Linked DNA regions of Homo sapiens: region 1 is linked to region 2. The links are chromatin contacts, found by Hi-C in ENCODE. All regions are on one chromosome and are shown on one strand. Each heading gives the region's core, a stretch centred on a gene start or an enhancer-like site at or near the end of the contact. The rest is flanking DNA. Distances are from core to core; before and after follow the strand shown. Region 1 has its middle 95 kb from the start of PDE3A. Region 2 has its middle 270 kb from the start of LINC02398.

Region 1 (4,546 bases), core at 616-3,115, 530 kb before region 2:
GCAACAAAGAAAAAACATAGATAATTTTGACTTTATCAAAATGTAAAACTTTTGTGCTTCAAAGGACACCATCAAGAAAGTGAAAAGGCAACCCACAGAATGACAGGAAATATTTTGCAAATTATGTATTTGACAAGGGATTTGTATTCAGAATATATAAAGGACTTTTATAACTCAATAATAAAAAGACAAATAACTAAAAAATGAGCAAAGGATCTAAATAGACATTTCTCTAAGGAAGATATAACAATGATCAATAACCACATGAAAAGATGCTAGCTTTTGCCATCATTGGTCATCAGGCAAATGCAAATCAAAATCACAGTTGTAAAGTGACAGATACCAGATACCACTTACAACCACTATAATGGCTAGAATAAAAAATTTAGATAATAAATGTTAGGACATGAAGGAATTGAAAACCTTCACACTGCTAGTGGGAATGCAAAATAGTGTAAAATGTTTTGGAAAATAGCCTGAAAATTCCTTGAATGATTAAACTAGAGTTAGCAAATGACTCAGCAATTCTACTCCTAGGTATATTCCCAAGAGAAATGAAAACATATGTACATACACACACACACACACACACACACACACACACACACACACACACACTTGCACATGTTTATAGCAGCATTGTTTATATGAGCCAAAAAATTGAAGCAACCCAAATGTCCATCAACAGATGTATAGAAAAAAATGAAATATTATTAAACCCTAAAAAGAAATGAAGTGTTGATACACACTGCAACACAGATGAACCTTGAAAATATTATGCTAAGTGAAAGAAATCAGTCATAAAAGACCACATATTACATGATTCCATTCATATGAAATGTCCAGAATGGGCAAATCTACAGAGACAAAAAGTACATTAGTGTTTGCTTGTGGTTGGAGCAAACGAGGAGACAGGCAGATGATATATAAAGGGTACAGGGTTTCTTTATGAGGGTGATAAAAATGTTCTGTGATTAACTGAAGTGATAGTTGCATGTATCTGTGAATATACTAAAAGTCATCAAATTATACAATTTAAATGAGTGATTGCATGGTATCATGGTTAATTTTATGTGTCATCTTGGCTAGGTCATGCTACTCAGATATTCGGTGAAAATTTATTTTAGATGTGAAGGTATTTTTAGATTACATTAACATTTAAATCAGTAGGCTTTGAGTAAATCAGACATAATACTCCCCCCATAATGTGAGCAAGCCTCATCCAATTAGTTGAAGACCTTAATAACAGACTGACCCCCGCAAGCAAGAAGAAATTCTGCCAGCAGACTGCCTTTGGAGGTGAACTATATAATTCTTCCCTGTATCCCTAGCCTGCCAGCCTACCCTGAAGATTTTGGACTTCCCAGGCCTCCACAATCACATGAGCAATTCCTTAAAATAAACCTCTATTTATATATGTTATATATATATAACATATATATATATAAATATCATATATGTATATACACATATACACAGACACATATACACACACATATCCTGTCGGTTCTCTTTCTAGAATCCTGATTAATACATATTTGAGTTACGTCTCAGTAAAGCTGTTTAAAAAGTGAGGGAGCTCAGGGAAAGTGAAGCTCATTAGCCACCCAAGATTCCACAGCTGTAACATGGTAGAATGGAAAGCCTCTCTGTTTACTACAAGATGACACAGTGTGTTATTTGTGTCTTTGTTAACTCTGGCCAAGCACGGAGTGCTGTTGAGAAGTCTGAGCTAAGACTAGGATGGAGGTATTGCCAGTACAGAAATGGGGACCGGCTGCAGAAGGGATGTTGAATAGGAGGTGTCAGGTTCTGCTGGAGGAATGATATTCAGTACGTTTAACAACTGGTATGGCACAGACATCAGCCTACCAGAATGGGCCCTGACCCACCTAGCTGGAACTGGACTAGATGTTCTCACTAGCTTAATAACATTCCTGTCCTCTAAAAGGGTATTATCAGAGGCATTTTCATTTGGACAAGTATTCATCACATAGTGGCTTATTTATTATTTCTTTCATCACTGTATCCCGGGGATGCCAAGCCATAATGAAATGATTTTTGCAGTTAGTTACTGAACCACACACACACTCTTTTTATAGTAAGAAAACATTGCTCTAATATAAAAAATATTTATTTACTTTATGTTTTAACCATTTTTCAGAAATTACAAATTTTTTGCTTTTCTGAAAAAAAGTGAACAGAATGAAAGATTTTCATGCATCATCATTATCATCAAAATAATGGTAGAATTCTCTAGAGTAAGGTAGGAATGCCTCCAAGGGGTCATTGAGGTATTCCAGGCACGTTGCTTATATATTAAATGGCCCTGATGCCTTTTGGGTTATTATGCCTGACTTCAAAAAAGAAATAACTATACTATATCTCACTTCATTTTTAGACTGTTAAACTTGCCACAATTATACTTCCTAACTTTTACTAGGTCCTTCCACTGTTGGACACTGAGACATTAGGAATCTAATATGTTATGATTTTGATTAATGTGCCTTAACTTTAGCACATGGTCTCTGTGTCATTTGTGTTGTTCACTTAGATGCCCTTGACTGCCTTTTCCAAAATTCCTCCTACATTTTTTTTTTTAATGTCAAGACTACCGAATAAAGTAAACTTTGCTTGTAGTTATGCAGCACTGATCAGCTGATGTGTTTAGGTAGCATTTTACAAAGCAGCAATCACCTGTTAGTTAGAGTCTTTTTGAACCAGTGTCTAGTTTTATACATTCTATCACCATTCTCAACTACTTATATGTATTTAGCCTATGGGAGATTGATTGACATTACCCAAATTCTCAAATGATTGATTTAATTATTTTCTACATTTATGTAATGAATTTAATGGAATACTATGAGGCACAAGACAATACAGTGTTCAGGAGAAGATCTAGTCACACCTCCTAAGCAGCTTATGGTGCCGAGTCCAAGACTATTGTGTTACTTAAGCTTATTTTGGATGTTATGAATCAGCCTGGGAAGAAACCCAGAAATGAAGCAGAGGACATGTCATCGCTTTTCCTACCAAGTCTTAACTCTCCCTCCACATAATGTTCTGTCCTCTGAAGTTGGAGCTCTGAAGTTGAAAGGTGGAATAAAGTTATATCTGGAAAAATAGAAAAAGATAAAACATTGCCCTCTGAACCCACAATAAAGAAAGAGAAAAAGCCACTCATTTTGTATCTTACAGAATACAACTCTACAGCAATCAATATATTTATCATTGCTTTACAGGACTCCCAGAATCAGGATAGCTAGAAACCAAGAATTAATCAGAAAGTTTTCTGATGCTCACTGAATCAGGGAAAAATAACTGCTTTAGTCTCCTGGGAAGTATTTTTTCAGGCTAAACCTTTTTTCCTAATATTACATATTTCTAGAAACTATAAAACAATTAGAATGCCCCATGTTTTTACTTATTCATTAATTTGCTTATTAATTCACTTAACATAGGCTATTTCTTCACTTACGTGCAATTTGTATAATGCCCAAAGGTACTGGGATAAGAGACAAGCAGAGCCTCAAATCCTGCTTGTGCTCTGCTCACCAAGCTCCACCCTAGAGGAGAACTGCAGTCCCCAAGTGGAGCAACTTCTTTTAGTTCATCTTCCCAGAGGGGGCATGCCTTTCTAAAATCTGCCTACTCAGAGGACAATTTGTACAATCTGCATTCCTATGCTTGAGCTTAAACAGAAATAAGATATGGCTTTACCCTTAAATAAACATGAAACATAGAAATGTTTGATATAGTCTCTCTTTCCTTACATAGCATTAAATAAACCTCAATAAATCTGTCTTAATTCTGCTTTTTTATTCAGTCTTGCTTATTGATTATCAAAAGTTGCAGCAATGCCAGAGCATATTAATTTTAATATGTTGCAGATAGATGACAATTTATATGGGTTCCAGTCTACAACGATGTTTTAAAGAGATTTCCACTCTTAACCTTTAGGAGATGCTGTAATCAATCAGACATTTCTACATCATTAATACTGTGGATCACTTCCACAGAAAGTATATAGGGATGAATACTGAATGTATTTCTTCGAAGTGGGACTTCAATTTTACAGGGATGTATTTTCCCTAAATTTTGGAGTCTCTCTGGGGCCTCCAACTTTCTATTCCTTGACAAATCGTCATCTTTTACCCCAAAGAAACCCATTAGTGGAAAACTGTAGGTGTTGCTGCAACAATTGTGCTGAGTGATTGTCTAGCTGCTCTAACGGTTCCATTCATGGAAAATTTCACATTGAGAAGCAGACTGCTCCATCTTCAAAATGAAACCTTAGGATCTTTCTTCTCTTAAAATGTGCCAGTATCTGTCTCCTTACTGTGCCTACCTGTACTGGTCCTGGATCTATTTCACGTAGTATGTGCACAACCAACCTGACCCCAACGCAACGTGAAATACCCTCAACTAATTGAAGACTTTGCATATACGCTTGCACATATTCTTTCCTCTAAATTTATCTTCTTTCAAAAGATATTAAAATTAATAGATATTATAAAAATGCTGGCTTTGGAGAATATTTCAT
Region 2 (4,748 bases), core at 1,261-3,760:
TGTGCCTAATTCCATGAACTTTAATATCTGACATGCAGAGATTCAAATCCAGTCCCTCATGTGCCTCTTACCCTCAAACATCCAAAATTTCCCTCCAAATAAGATACAAGAAATTGAGGGATAACTTCTGTATATATCATGGTTACATTTTAAGGCTAGAAGGCACAAGAATAGAAGACGATGAAGTATAAACATTATGATAAATTTTCAGTACTCTAGCCAGACTCCGTATCAGGCCATCTCTTCCCTAGAGGGATGGAAGAGGGGATTCAGCCACGTCTGTAGAGGTGTGTGTTTGAGAACCAAATGCAGGGAAACATCTCCCTCTCTGATGTTGAAGCTCGGGGCCCTAGTTCATCTGTGGTTCGTGATGGATCCTGAGATATTTGACAAAGTCAACATGAGATGCTCCTAAAGTTAGAAGGCTGTATGGCTGACTTCTTGAGGGATTTGGAGGCATTGTTTGGTGATTCTACAGCGGTGTAGCTGACAATCCTTGAAGCGTGAACATTAGCAACTGCAGAGACAACAGAATCAGCAATGATTCAGGGCTCCTTATCTTAAAGAAAGCCTCCTACCATTCATACCTTTTTTATTTTTTGCTTTTCAAACTACTACTTGATACCTAAGCTTCCTGAAGGCTTAACAGAATCCTTGACTTATATATAAATATATGTTGTTTTACAATCCTGCTTTGCAATATGTATATGACAGCACTATACAAAAAATAATTTCTTTGCCAATTGCCATGGTTCTAATAAAAATAAAGTCAAACTTGATACTGATATAACACTCAGGGTGTTCTTGTTTATGGACATGGTGATTTTGGGGGAAGAAAGGGGCTTTTTCTTCAACAATACATTTTGTAGTCACTAATATATTATTTCATTTAATCTAGTTGCTTCCCTAAGGCTTACCACAACATTCCTTAAAATCTGTAATAATTGTCAAAGTAATTTAGGTTTAACAGGAGTTATCGCTGGCAAAGCTTAGGGGGAAGCAATGAGCATTAAGGTACAAATAACTTCCTAAAAATATCACCTGCAATAGCTTTCAAATGGTATTCTTCATTATCTCTCCACCTACTTCTTAAAACATTAACTCAAAAGACTTTCTTGCTCATTTTCTTATATTTTTCTTTTAAGGGAGCAAAGTTGTGGCATGCTCTAAAGATATGTTATCATTGGCACACAGGCAATTAATTTTTATTAAACAAAAGTGATGTTGGAATTTTAAAATTATAATTAATATATGCTGAAGCAGGGGGAATGAATAGCCTTCCCATTATGAATCACCCAAACTCTCTCTCTAGGTATTCTTTTCACATAAAGTTGAAATGAAAAGCCTTTAGGTCCTTACAGTTGCTGTTGTTGTTTTAATAAATTATTCAAAAAGCTGGTTCAAATGTGATTTTTTAGTAGTAGTGTGCTGGTTTATCAACCAGCTATTATTTGTAGTCTTTGCCCCTCTTTATAAATAATTCCACCATGGCAGATTTCAAGCCACACCATCATCCTGCCAACATGCTGTTGGGGAGAGATTCACCCAATCAGTTGTCACAAGCGGGTATGAACCCATCAGGGCTGAGCTAGAAGAGGAAGAACAACTCCAAGTTTCGCTGTTACACCACCATGTGGAGAAATGGGCAGTCATGTCAGAAATAATCTTTTTCTTCTGCCTTATAGACCTGACAAGCTTCGCTCACTGGGATATTTTCTAGGAGTTTACATTTATCTCAGGTCCTAGTCTAGGAGGTACATCAAAAACAACTAAAAAAAGATGGTTAGGCGGGGGAAGGGCATTCACTTGTCTAGATGATGCCTTAATAGCACTTAGCATAAATTAACCTAGGAAATTCTCAAGGATCCCTAAGGCATAAAGTAGGCAGTAAGTGTGGATTCTATTTGATAGGAAGTTAAAGGTTTCTGAGAAGAAAAGAAATCAAGTTTGGCAATAGAACATTAAACAGCAATAAACATTTTTGGCTGCTTAGTAGAAGAGGCCCGCTCCTCTGGGAAAAAACCACTGCTCTTTATTCCCCCCACGTACTCCAGTCTTTGTACTTTGAACAGTTGTTCCACTTAAAAGTAACCTACTTTTTACCCAGCAAGAGCTCAGGGACCTGGTTAGTATCAACACTTAGAAGCAGCAGCTTCTGTGAATTTGGATCTTCCTTTCACCTCCTCCTGTATTGTCACTCATCATAAAAACGTATGGCTAGAATAAAGTGTAGCCTTATGAAATAGGCCACATTATTGAGAAATTAAAATTTGTTCTATCCTTCTTGCTGAAAACTCACTGTCCAAAAAAAAAAAAGAGAGAGAGAGAGATTATTTTTTTTTCTTCTGTCAGACTTCCTTTTGTGTTCTGAATTCCCCAGGAGAAGAGGAACCATTTTTGGCTTCAGACCCGTTGGAGCAAATTAAGCAATAGAGTCCCAAAGGGCCTGGAGCGTTTTGCCCCACTAGACCCTGAAGTGAGCTAGATATCCAGAGACTGGAAGCTGGGGATGGTGGACTCTGGAGCAGTGGTGGTAGGTTGGGAGTAGAGGACACGCACCTTCACAGCACCTAAGAAGTAGCAGAGCTTCTGTGTGAATGTCTAGAACCCTGCACAGCGTGAAGGTTCTGTGTCAATGCCCCACGAAGGCGGTGAATGGTAAAAGAGAAATGCCTCCAAAAGGACCACACAAGCTTAAACAACAAACATCTCAGTGACTATCAACAAAGGCAGAGAATGGAGGCCCTGGTCCAATTTTTCTGGTTTATTTAAGCCCCTTGGGTCTTTTCCCATTCTGCGTGAAGTAGGGAAGTTCTCCTTAAAAAAAAAAAAAGAAAAGAAAAAGAAAAAAAAACTTGAGTTTGGATGTCCTGCTAGCCTGCTAGCCAGGAAAATGGAATAACCCATATTTAATTTGATTCATAACAATAAAGAAATGAGATGCTTTTTGTATACTGATATTCTTGAACACCAACTGGATACCCTATCCTACTAATCCCGTACTGCTTATGAATGTTCCCTGGTTCCACAAATATCTCCACTGCAAATGAACTAACTACTCAGTTAACTAGTTCAGAGTTCGGACATTTTATATCTGCAACATGTAGATTACCCTAGTCTTGGTATGCCCCTTTTTTATTAAATTAAACTTTATTAAAAATGTGTGTATCCCTCTTTAAATTTGTAATTACCACGAAAAAAGATTCCTACCATATGTTTTTTGCCTGATTTGGATATTTAGATATATCTGAGGGGCATTTCTGAATTCTTAGCTGCTGTGTGCAGTTTTATGAAAAAAAGCAAAAGCAGAAGAAACATGACAAATTTATCGATCTCCACCAATAAGTCAAGTGGCCAAAGCTCCCTTGCCTTCCATTCCGTCAGAGAATAACGGAGCAAAATGCAATTATAAAGCATAAGGTTCTTGTGCAGCTTTGCTCTGAAGACAGTGAGTCCTGTTTTCTGCTTTTAACTAAAAGCAGTATTTCTACCTTCAAATTGGACAAGTCATTTCACCTCTGTGGGCCTTGGTTTCCTCACCTAAAAGTTTGCATGTTCAACTAAATGATCTCCAAGGCTCTTTATAGCACTAAGATCCTATGATTTCAAGCTATTATATGAAATCCAAGAAACAAAAGACAAGAGGAGCATTGTTCTCATTCTATTGTTCATCCAGCTGGATTTATCAGATTAAGATTCTGAGTTCATAAATAAGAAAGAAAAGACACTTATACAATATAGAACGCATTTGCAGTAAGAGCATTTTTCATCCATATGGATCTTAACTATTTCACGTGCTAACAAATAATTGAACAGACTATCTATAGAAATGGTTTTGTCCATTCATCCACTTTTCTCTATCAACGTAAAAATAACTTTATTGCTTTTTTATAAAACTGTGTTTAAATAAAAATAGGAAAATGCAATTTTCAACAGTTTCTGAGATCTAGTTATGAGAGAAGTTGCCACAACCTCAAACATCTCTTCAAATGAGGACAAAGGTAAGAGTGCCATCTGCTGGCCTAAATTGTCTAATTGTGTCTTTAAAACTTTATACAGTAAAATACTTATGAAACTTACCTACATTCTGCTTTGATGAAAACCCTGAGCTTTTCAATAACTTGATGTGTGGAGCTTAAATACAATAATCATTTTTCCAAGTGTCCAAAATACACAAAGCATATGAGTATAGCAAAATATTACTCCACAAACTAAATAAGTACTTAATTTAAATATATCCTACAATATTTACCATATCGAAAAGCTACAAATCTATTGGGTCCAAAGGTAAGTAGATAGTGTCTTTCTTTAAAAGCTTCTGAGAAAACTAGAATATTTGGAGTGTTTGTACAGCAGGAAATGGTGTCAATCATCAAAAGATCCCTCAGTTTAATAGCAGAAACCTGAATGGTAACTCTATAGACGGGGTTTAATTAAGAAAGAAAGAACACACAGTTAACTTGGAAAATCATATATCAGATTTAAGCATAACTTCATGCCTCCACACTGGCATCAATAGGTAGATGAAGGCCACAATGAAACACTAACTGACTCTCCTCTGTGGGATAGTGTGGTATTAACTTCTGGGCTACCAGGAGCACTATTATTCTTTTTTTTTTTTTTTTTTTTTTTTTGAGACGGAGCCTCGCCCTGTCGCCCAGGCTGGAGTGCAGTGGTGGGATCTCGGCTCACTGCAAGCTCCGCCTCCCGGGTTGACGCCATTCTCCTGCCTCAGCCTCCCCAGTAGC

The links. Hi-C counts contacts between places; a loop is a spot of excess contacts on that map. Pooled maps may share reads with other maps.
Region 1: a loop to region 2 is called in a map of heart right ventricle, with 2.7 times the contacts of the local background. The contact joins two enhancer-like sites. A Hi-C loop is called at or near these places in 3 of 168 maps with a recorded cell type or tissue (Right ventricle myocardium inferior, heart right ventricle and prostate gland) and 2 of 50 pooled maps.

The regions. Positions count from the first base shown.
Region 1 is chr12:20,271,415-20,275,960 of GRCh38, reverse strand. No RefSeq gene overlaps it. Among named protein-coding and RNA genes, the nearest start is that of PDE3A, 95 kb to the left of the region's middle. Within about 2 kb of position 1,865, at least 2 of the 41 ENCODE cell types and tissues checked have a DNase peak (open chromatin) inside an H3K27ac peak, as active enhancers do; they include heart right ventricle, where a contact is called at or near this core.
Region 2 is chr12:19,738,658-19,743,405 of GRCh38, reverse strand. No RefSeq gene overlaps it. Among named protein-coding and RNA genes, the nearest start is that of LINC02398, 270 kb to the left of the region's middle. Within about 2 kb of position 2,510, at least 2 of the 41 ENCODE cell types and tissues checked have a DNase peak (open chromatin) inside an H3K27ac peak, as active enhancers do; they include heart right ventricle, where a contact is called at or near this core.